Regions from separate parts of the Homo sapiens genome. Here region 2 is linked to region 1. Evidence: chromatin loops called from intact Hi-C (ENCODE). Cell type or tissue: B cell. All regions are shown on one strand. Each heading gives the region's core, and the rest is flanking DNA. Links, peaks and the distances in the headings are about the cores only.

Evidence for each region. Peaks named below come from ENCODE experiments on the same cell type or tissue, not always from the same donor. Only the 100,000 strongest peaks of a DNase experiment are listed, where the experiment ranks them.
Region 2: a loop joins it to region 1, with 3 times the contacts of the local background. A loop is called at or near these places in 8 of 110 quality-filtered maps.

The regions. Positions count from the first base shown.
Region 1 is chr18:77,059,931-77,065,191 of GRCh38, forward strand. All of the region lies in intron 3 of MBP (myelin basic protein), which reads right to left. Among named protein-coding and RNA genes, the nearest start is that of MBP, 70 kb to the right of the region's middle. RefSeq lists enhancers at 3,284-3,373, 4,789-5,261. In B cell, for the core only: no CTCF peak of the experiment used is centred there; DNase peaks (open chromatin) are centred at 1,611, 2,521, 2,651 and 3,511; H3K4me3 peaks cover 550 bases; H3K27ac peaks cover 5,000 bases.
Region 2 is chr18:76,980,235-76,985,721 of GRCh38, forward strand. MBP (myelin basic protein) reads right to left here. Exons shown (of 9, transcript NM_001025101.2): 8 at 4,541-4,660; 9 at 1-237. The coding sequence ends at 193. It overlaps MBP-AS1 (MBP antisense RNA 1), which reads left to right and starts at 195. Exons shown (of 3, transcript XR_935667.3): 1 at 195-1,742; 2 at 1,944-2,080; 3 at 3,493-3,918. RefSeq lists enhancers at 1,074-1,133, 2,659-3,508, 3,308-3,397. In B cell, for the core only: CTCF peaks have their summits at 1,480, 3,264 (motif pointing left) and 3,469; DNase peaks (open chromatin) are centred at 877, 1,077 and 3,217; H3K4me3 peaks cover 1,504 bases; H3K27ac peaks cover 2,173 bases.

The DNA.
Region 1 (5,261 bases), core at 262-5,261:
GCCTCTTAGAAAAGTGATGTAAAGTAAAAATAAAGGCCCTAGCCCTCCAGGCAAGACGGAATAGACTCTTTGTGGCAATAAGATAGCAAATTATGGGCTGGGCGTGGTGGCTCATGCCTGTAATCCAGCACTTTGGGAGGCTGAGGCCCTCGTTCCATGTCCTTCTATGTTAAACCATCCCCCAAATGGTGTGAAGTCCCCAGAATGGCTGGCCCCGCCATTTCTCTATTTTGTTTTCTCTAACCTCCTGCCCTCTCTCTTCCACCTCCAGTATATGGCACGGCACATTGGAGGTGCTCAAAAATGATTTAATAAATGAATGGAGAAAGCACATAGGCAGGACATCCTAGTACCAATGATGAATGAGTGTTTATGGCAGATGTGACCCAGGTCCTCAGAGGCACATGAAAAATGCTAATGAACGGCAGCACTCATTATTCACTGTATGAACGTGGCTTCAAGCAGTAGAGATGTTAAAGCATCCTGTAATGGAGTATAACTGTTTTCTCTCTCTCTCCTTTTTTTTTTTTTTTTTTTTATGAGGCGGAGTTTTGCTCTTGTTGCCCAGGCTGGAGTGCAGTGGTGTGATCTCAGCTCACTGCAACCTCTGCCTCCTGGGTTCAAGGAATTCTGCCTCAGCCTTCCAAGTAGCCAGGATTACAGGTGTGCACTACTACATCCAGCTAATTTTGTATTTTTTGGTAGAGATGTGGTTTCCCCGTGTTGGTCAGGCTGGTCTCGAACTCCTGGCCTCAGGTGATCCACCTGCCTCAGCCTCCCAAAGTGCTGGGATTATAGGCATGAGCCATCATACCCGGCCAAATTGTTCTCTCAATGGGCCCTTGCAACAATTCTTGAGGGTCAATAGGAAACCCTGTTTTCTGGAGGAGGAAACAGGCACAGAGAGATGAAGTCGCACCCCCAGTTGCATTGAGAGTTGATGGCAGAGCCAATGGTCACACCTGCCTGTTTCCCAGGTGGAGTCTGTCTTCTCTTGAGGCTGCCGCTGACCCTCAATGGAACACAGGCACGCAGTGCCTCAGCAACCAGCCGCTCAGAACTCCTCCTGGGCCTTTCTCAGAGCCTGGGACCTGGAACTTTGTGCTATGAAATGCCTATCAAAGTCCTGGCTCTGGGAAGGGACCCCAAGTTCTTGTAATTCTGTCTGTGGATCATAGCAGGTCCTCTGATGGCTAGACACAGGGATCATAGGCTCTTGGCTTGCAATGCGGAAGATTCATGTTGCACCACTGGCCCTTACTGAATTCTATTACAATAAATAACTATACAAAACTAATCTCCACATGTGCTATAAAAATACCTTGAGGTCGTTGACTACCATGTGACTCTTTGTCTGTGATAAAAATTTAAGCAGGAAAAATTCTTAGTATTTGTTAAACAAAGCTCTGTATGCTTCAAAAAATGTCTGCAGTCTTCTCTCTGAAAATACTAGCCAATGTTTACTGAGTACTGTGAGGAGATGGGAGAGTCCCACACGTGCACATGTGTTGTTTCTTACTCACAGGTCATTTTATGATTACCCCTACTTACGTATGGGGAAACCAAGACACAAACAGAGGAGTTCATTGCTAAAAGCACACAGCTAAAAGGTGGTAGGGCTCTACCACCTGCTGTGTAAAATGAGAGACTTCAGGCTGGCCGGGGTCCCCTTCCACTTGGGCAGCTGGGCAGCTCAGAGTGAAACGGGCGGCTCCCTGCAGCCATTGTCACATGGTTGATGTGTTTGTGGTCTTCCTTCACTTCATCTAGACTTCTCAATTTTATTTACATTTTACTGTTTCCTGGTGTTTTTTCCTACTGTCAGCTAACTCAAGCTTTATAAAATAAAGAAGAGTGAAAACACGCACACACCAATATATGTACTTAAATGTTTCTGGGATGAATACTTTTTAAATAAACATTAAACACAGATATTTCTATCTCCATTGTCTGAGCAATGAAGTTGTGAATGTTTTCCTCATGACTCTTCATGGGGGTTTGCCCTTACATGCTGTGCACACAGGACTTGGCCCTGTGAAGTGGACGCAGTGAACACAGACGCGGGCTGGTGACGTTTTCACGGTAGGACATCCATCCTCTGTGGCACATGTGGAGTGAACTAGCTTACACATGACACGGAGTCCACATCCCTCCAGCCCTGTCTTTGAGATGCCTGTCCTGGCTGAGAGGAACCACAGTCAGTCACCGGGGCAGTAGTGCCCTCTTTTGGCCACTCCTCTCCTCCCTTAGTATAATTTAGGGAGACCTAAGACTTCGCTCACCTCAACTGAATTGCCTGCCTTTAGTTTAGCCCCACGATTAGTCAACTCTGGCGGGAGAAGAGGTGGAGACTGACTCCTGCCTTCCTTCCCGCCTGGTTTCTAAGGAGGAGGACAGTGTGTGCACTACCTGTGGGTGTGTGGGTCAGAAAACGCTTAGCAGCAACTGGTCTACTGAAAAATGGCCTGCTTCCCCAAAGCTTGGACAACGCCCAGTTCTCTAGGTTGTCGTGCCTTAGAGTGTTTTCTTCCTCCTTTTGTAACTAGGCAAAACAGTCTTAAGCATAACCAGAAAGCTGTCGAAAAAAAAAAAACAAATCACAGAAGATATTTGAAAGTGTGCTCTAACGAGTTATTTACTTAGATTGAAAACAATCCTTTGGTGAGATTTTTACCAGAACATGAAGGGCAAATAAAACTTCAAAGTGGATTGCTAAGAGAATGACTGGCTTTGGCCTTCACAGAGACGAGGAGGAAGGCTGCGTGGTTTTAGTTGTCTGTTTGTGGTTTTGAGCACTCAATGTGTGAACCATAGCAATAGCACCTGTGCCAGAGTCAGCACCTGGCACAAACTTCTCAATGCGCCAATCAGTCTTAACTCGGGGACTCTCTTATCAGCTGAAATACAACACTATTGCCTTTCGACGTTCACAGAGATCTTAGGTATGCGTGTCCTGCAGAGTGGTTAGCTAAGGATGATGGCTTTCTGCCCATTTCTCACATTCCTCGCTCATTCTTCTGATGCGTGGATGAAACGGCTGCCAAGAACCTAGAGATGACCATCACACGATCACGGTGACTTGTGCTCACGGGACATCAGGAATGGTTTCCCAACGTACTGATGGGATTTACTATCATGTCAAGGAAAGACCTTTTCCTAAAGTAGGTGGGAGCTGCTGCTCTCATTTAGAGTCACTTTATACATTACAATTTTAAAAGAAATTGCATATATGCCTCCAAGGTTATACAGCCAAGACTAATAGCCAAGATTATTTTAGTTTCTTTTCCTTCAGCACTCTGCGCCTTTAGAGTAGAGTTCTGTGTGCCCCAGGAAAGGGTCAGGCATGGGAAATTATTAAGGTCAATAGCAAAAGCCCCACAGTTCAACAGGCCCTTCCAGGTCGGCATCACTTGGGATTGTTGCTGCTAAATAATGCGTGCAGAGGCCTCCTGGGCCAGCCTCCCCTAGGGTGGATGAAATGAGGATGCCTGGACCACAAGCTCCTCCCACTTCCCCCTTGGTTTTGACTCAACCTGAATCAGGCATCAGCTGCAAAGGCCTGAAGGTGACTCTTGAGAACTGCTTCCTCGGCACACTCACGGGCAGAAAGGCTTGGAATGTGGGAGCTAAGTTCATTCGGCAGATATGCGAGCCTTGCTCCGGTGTCCAAGGACCTGGGAACACCTCAGTAAACACAACAGGCAGAAGTATTGCTCTTCCTATCAAAACACAACCCACGTTTGTGAAATGATGGAAATATTCTGCATTTCCATCATTTCCAGTAGTTTTCACATTCAATCCTAGGTAATAACTCTCTAAACTCAGTATCTCTTGGAAAAGATTAAGGAGGGCTGCGTTTGGAAGGGCTTCAGGAATGATATCATCTTGATAGCGTAAGGAAAGGGCTAAGTATAGAAGACCTTTTTATGTTATATTGTATCCATGCTGTATATATACCTATACATATGTGTGTGTGTGTGTGTGTGTGTGTGTATGTGTGTATTTGATGGTAACAGAACCGCTGCCATCGTTACGAATAATCTCAAAAGCAATTAGCTAGGGGAATAATGATAAAGATGATGTTTGCTTAAAAAAACAGTAGGCTTAGCCAAAATCATTCTAGAACTCACTTTTATTTATGTGTAAAACCTAAATTTGGACATTTGTCTTCGTGCTTTTCTATTACGTCTTTATATATGTAGCTGAAATGTATGAGTAAAGAGATCATCTAAATGAATTTTTATTCTAGAGTTTTATAGGCAGATTTATTCTTAAAACCATCAAGGCTGGGACATCCCATTCAAACTCATAGATTGTCTATTCTACGAAACCCTAAGTGTTCTCCAGAGTGCACGCTGCTGCTCCTAGTCATGGACGCGGCTGCCTTCAACTCCTTCCTCTTCTTCCTCTGCCACTGAGGATGGAAACCCCAGTACCTGAAGGCGGTGAGTTATGCTCAGACATGCCTCCAAGAAAATTCCTATAAAGAGCATAATAAAGTATGCAGAAATCAGCAGAGCACTGAGTCCCTTTTGCACTTGCCTATCTCCTTTCTAGTAAAGGAGTCCTCATTGCTTTCAGTCTCTGGGCCTTTGAGTTATGTTGATTTTCATGGACGCTTAAGATATTGAAACAGTCGGTAGCACTAAATCTGTTTTATGTGTGTTTGCTCAAGAAGGATGGAATTGTAGAAAAGAAAGGACTTTTGAAAAAGAGCAAGTTAATCACGAACAAAAAAAATCGGCATAAATTATCTTGTCTAACAGCTGAAATATAAAGAAAGGCCTTTCCATAAATAAGCAAAGATCATGCTAGGGAATGTGGCCAGGAAGCCTGTTTGCCTTGAATGTTGTCTGTAACCTACAGGGTGGCCTGATCTTGGGGAAAGGGATGCGTATTTTAGTAGCCACAAAATCACTCCTTTTTCCTTCGACCTATAGTGAGTTCTCAGGATCTGAGCACATTTCATTCCACCCCTTTTCCTCTTTGCTTTAGGAATAGATGAAGAAAATCAAAGAGCTGTGCACAGCAGAATAGAACTGCTTTGAGGACCTGCATAGCCCTGTGGTCTTGGGCAAGTCACTGAGCCTCAGTGTCATGATGGGACGAGTGGATCCAACCTCATTAATGTAAACCTCAAATGAGAACATGGTCAGTCACTCATAGGGGAAGCAGAAACAAAGATGAATGCTAAGATTATATCTTGGTTCATTTTCTATTGCTATAACTGAATACCTGAGACTGGATAATTTATAAAGAAA
Region 2 (5,487 bases), core at 327-5,326, 80 kb before region 1:
CATGTTCTCATTTAACTGTTGGCCGGAAATTGCCGGTAGGCTGCCGTGGCCTGACCCTACTACGTGCACAACTCCGCAGGCATTAGGGGAGGGGTCATCTGCTCTAATTAGGTAACAGGGGCAAGTGGGATTAAAGTTTTAAGGCAGTTATATTAAGAAGCTGAGGACAGGATTCCGGAACCAGGTGGGTTTTCAGCGTCTAGCCATGGGTGATCCAGAGCGACTATCTCTTCCTCCCTGAAAAGGAAGAGAGAGGAGTTAGGACGAGAGTGCCGCAGGGTCCTCCCACACCAGCATCCCCTCTTCTGTGGTCCCGGGTGGATGCTGAGCCATTGGGTGTCTCTCTCATCTGCTAATAGAAATGGCACCCCGGAGAGCTGGTCTTTTCATTCCATTTCTCCCGACCTCCCTCAGCAAATGCTAATTGAATTTCCAGTTCTGTGAGAGAGAACTGGAATCGGATTCCCAGGCCCCAGGGAGTGGTGCCTGGCATAACCACTGCTCTGCAAAACAACGCTGCACTTCTGTGGGTGAAAGTGCAGCCGCTCCATTGCTTTGCTTTGAATGAGCACTTTTTCTCGTCAGCTAGAGGTGCCAGGGCAGCCGAGGGGAACTGCCAGCGACAACAGGAGCAACTTCTTTTTCGGCGGGACCCTAGCACACCCCTTGCTACACGCGCCAGCAAAGAGCAAAGCCACGTGTCCATCCCTGGGGACGTCCCTCCTATGTGCCATCTCATCTGCCACACCAGACAAATCAAATGCACAGAGAGCTTTGTCTGCAAACTTTGACTTGAAGGGGTCTTAAAACCATGCATTTACACGTTTGGGGGACAAATAATTTCGATGTTTAAAAGAGAGTTGGCAGCTAATTGAGATGGTGCACAGGTGTGCTGTGGCCCACGGTGTGGAGGTAGCCAGGCGTGGCCATCCCTCTAGAAAGAGGAATGCGTTGGTCACTCAGAATGTCACTTAGATCGACGAAGCAGAACTGCACTTTTTTTGCATTCAAATTTTTATTCAAAGTTTAGTCTCTCTCCTTGGGTTTCCCCTCTTTTATGAAATGATCAATTTTGGCGAAGAGCCCCCAGAAAGCAAGATAGAAAAGAAATATGCTCTTTACCGTGGCCGATCAGCAACGAACCAACACTGTCCTCATCTAATTCTACGTCTTCCACACTGCCCAGTAACACAAATAACCAGAGCGCAGACGCCAAGAATCCTTCCAAGTAACGCAGCTAACAGACCAAGGTGACAGTTCTGACTTCTTGGGGGGTTTTCCAAGTACATACGTAGCATTATAAACAAGCCTCTATGTTGTGCTTACACAACTCACTCAAGGGATTTTTGTTTTCACAAGTGAAAACGTTTATGAAATGCTAGCCTGCGAAGCCGCTTCAGGAACCATCTAGTGAGATTTCCCTCCCAAGACAGGCAGCTTTCTCACATACCGTGGAGGCCTCCTGCCGGCCTGGGGACTGACAGGTGCAGGGCCCTGCCCCTCGAGGGCCAGCCTCTCCCTCGGGAGCGTGGGTTTTTCCTGTTTGATCCTGGCTTAACTTGAACATCTCTGGCATTGGAGCTGCCCTCTGGAGTAGCCCAGAAGTTGGCACTCACCTCACCTTTTGCTGCATTTCCAAGAGATCAGCCTTTGGACTTCCTGGAAAGTGGTAGAACCACTGTCCTATGAAACAAAGTGCTTCTGTGCTGAAATGGAGTAAGTTCCCTGCAGCCTCTGGCAAGGTAACCTACCGAGGTACAATCTTAACTTTCTTGATGCCCCCTTTTGACATTGAAAATGGTGGGTGTATTGGTTTTACTTTTTATCATTGAAACTACAATTTGTTGAGCACTGACCATGCAGGAAACCCGTTTTTCCCCGTTTTCTCTTTTGTGCTCACAGCACCTCCTGGAGTAGGTGTTCCTATCATCCTCTCTTTATAGCTCAGGAGCCAAAGCTCAGCCAGCCCGAAGGAGCCAGGATTAGAGCCTGCATGGATGCAACAGTCACGCTTCTCTCTATTACGTGTCTTGCAACTTGGAGTCACATGATCTCAGCATCTGATCCACCCTGGGCTCAGGTCAGTATAAGGCTGAACTCACAAGGTGAGGGTTAGACTGACCTCCTCTCTCAGGACAGGAAAAGAACAGAGCCTACTGCAAAAGGCAGATACTCTTGCCTCCACTTTGACATCTCACAACTCCACAGCAACACTACAGGTGGGAAAACATTCACATGTATGTTCGTGGAAACTAATGCACATGGAAACAGGATGCTCCTATGATGTTCTGATGTAGTTTCCGAGTGATGGGGGGACATGCATAGTTTTTTCTACCCAGTTCCTACCGACAGCGCTAGACTTCCAGATTTGAGTGTTTTCCTCTCACTACTGATTTCCAACAGCACCAAAAAGAACAGGAAGGAAAGATGGTAAAATGATGTTAAATGCTATGAAGTCCCTGTCCTCTCCATCTGCCTGCCTCTAGACCCCCTCATTTCTGGGGGAGCTGATTTATTAATCTATTGGAAGTGCTCCAAGTCAACTAATTCAGCCATATGGCCATAGTAGGCCAGTTATGAACTTTTTATGCAGTAAAATTTAATTACAACCATATGATTTGAAATTTGCTTTGATACATAGAAGCTTCCCTTGAACTCTACAGAAATTAAATAATTTTTAAAAGCTTCTTACAAAAAAGTTCAGGGAAAATACTGAACTTATTTCAGGAAACACATGTGTATAGTACACTGGTTATATTTGCACACAGTAAATGTGCAGATCTAAATGCAGCTTTCTGTTCCTCAGGGTGGTCTTGGTAAGCTCTGGCCTTGCAAGCATCTTTGAGTGACTGGTTGTAAGCCTTGCATATATTGCAAGGACAATATTTGCTAAATGGGGCCCCTCACTCATCTGGGCCCTCCCATCAACTCTGAGCCAGCACTCAGCTCTCCCGGTGTGTCTAACAGTCCTTAAGCTGGTAGTGGAGTAATTAGTTTTCCAGATGGGATGAATCCGTGTTTCCCAGGTGAGCACGGTGTCTGCAAAATCATCACAACTAGCAACACCTAGTTCGCCCTTGGACATTCTGACTCAGTGAGGCTGTGGCGGAGCGCAGATAGGGGTCTGGGCGTGCATCCCAGGCGATTCAGAGGCAGGTGACGTGCTGGCCAGGTGGGGCGGGGCCGTCCTGACTGCAGTGCTGGGTTCAGACACTGCTCCCCGGGGAGCCTCATCTCCGCCCTCTTGTGGCCACATCCCAGAACTGCGGCAATGTACAGCATGATGGCCCTGAGACTTGAATATTTGGAGAATTTTTTTCTTAACTCAGAATTTACGTTGAGGAGTGGATCCTGCCTACCACTTCATCTGACATAAAGCTGCTTACTTAGCAGCTCAGTTACTCCCTGCTCACTTCACATATTAAAAGCTTCTCCTAAGACCGGCTATCCTTAAGAGCAGGGGCTGTGCCCTGAATTGCCTGTTGTCCACAGAACCTCCCAGAACCTCCCAGAATCGAGGCTCACGGCAGAGGTTCTGCACTCACCAAGGACGCGGGGGGACCATGTCTGTGCTCATGTGGATCCCCGCTGCTGGGCAGAGCACACCACACATCCAGACTCAACAAAATACATGGAGTCAAAGGTCAGGTGACTGAATCAATGAGTATGTTACACACCAAGAAAGACCCCTCCTCTCTGCACCCCGGGGAGCAGCCCCAGAAGCCTGGTCTCCTCCAGGATGAAAATGCAAACGCAGGTGCCTGGGGGCTCCCAGAGCCTTTGGCTTCACGGTTCCCTCCCGGCCCTGCCTGGAGCTTCATGTGCCTCCCCTTTTGCTTAATGAGAGCCGCTGTCTAAGAGTTAAGGGTTTTCTGGGTGACGTTTAACAATAATAAAGGTGACTGCTTATCTAAGGAATCCGAGCCGCGCACCTGCCAGCCGCGTTTTGTGTTTGTCACTACCTTTTACTTTCACAGCGATTTTGTGAGCTGAGTGGGCGGGTTACCTCCATTTTACAGATGAGAAAACCAAGTCTCAGAGACAGAGCTTATAAACAGCGGGCCTGGCATTCGTCCTGGGTCTGGTTCCAGGTCCTCATGAGCCGACGGGACACTCCCCACTCCCTGGAGGTCTCCTGGGCATTCCCTCCCGTGGCTCCAGGGATCTCCCCCCGACACCCACGTCTGCTTGACTCCTGCTTTAGCTCCCTGAGGGCCCCAACCCCTGGGCATGAGCAAGTTGGACTCCAGCTGGGCCCTGCCCCAGAGTCAAGGTCAGTCGCCTGCTCCAGGGCCCCTGAACCAGCCCAGGCGCAGCCCTTCCTCAAGCACCTCCGGCTTCACATGCATCTCGGAGGAAATCCACGCGTAAATGCGGGTGGGCAATGCCACCTGAGCCCCTGCACGCCTGCTGGGACAGAGCACGTCCAGGGTACAGTGCGGCTGAGCCAGAGGCGGCAGCCACCCTTGTACTCAGCTTAGTTGGGGATTCTGGGAGCCCTTAGTCCCCGCTCAGTGGAGCTGAGCAGAGGGTACCTTACCAGCTTAAAAATTTTGGAAAGCGTGCCCTGGGCATCGACTCCCTTGAATCCCTTGTGAGCCGATTTATAGTCGGACGCTCTGCCTCCGTAGCCAAATCCTGGTCTCTGGCCTTCGGCCCCCTGCAAGAGAAGACCACGGAGCTCAACCTCCACCCGCGGTGCTGGGCACGCTGCTTGAGCCACTGGGAGCTGCCACCAGGGCCCCGGGGAAGGGCCCAGGCCCCGGACTGGACTGGTGAGTGGTTCAGGAGCCACGGGCCAGCACCACGCTGAGGGGGTGGGGGCGGGAGAGGCTGCTCCCCCAGGTCTACCAGGGTGTTGGCCGCAGAGAGAGGAGGGCTCTGGTTTGGGCGGAGGCTCTCTCATGAGATATGCGGCCCAACCACACATATTTTAAGGATCTAAGTCGTTTAGGGAACAGTTGCTTACCTTCACGCTGTGGGGTGTTCAAGAGAAGATTAGCAAACATCAAGCAAATCAAGGTAAGGAGGCTCCTGCCTACACGGGTTTGGAGGACTCGGACCCTGGGGGGCTGTGCGCTGTGTAGGTGCCGGTCCCCGGAGGCCCCGGCCTGCGCCTTTGCTGGGGGCTCCTTTTGCTGATTGATTTGCACAGATTGGATTCTGGTCACATGTGCCCTGTGGTTCTAGGATCTGTCTGGGAGATCAAGAGTCCTCGGCCTTAGTAAAATGTCGAGCCTCGTATCTTTTATAAGGTTTTGAGACAAAATCCTGAGCTCTCTCCCAGGGTGAGCAGGAATCAGTCTCCCTTGGCCATAGCTCGGACTGGGAGCAACAGGAGGCCGGGGCTGCTGAGCCGGACAGAGGGAGGAGGCAGGCCTGGCTGGCACGGGGGGCGGCCGCATCCTGGCAGCAGCGGGACAGCGTCTCAGCTCCCCCACCTCCCAGTCCCCTAGCACCTTTCTAGCTCATCCGGCTGTGTGGCCT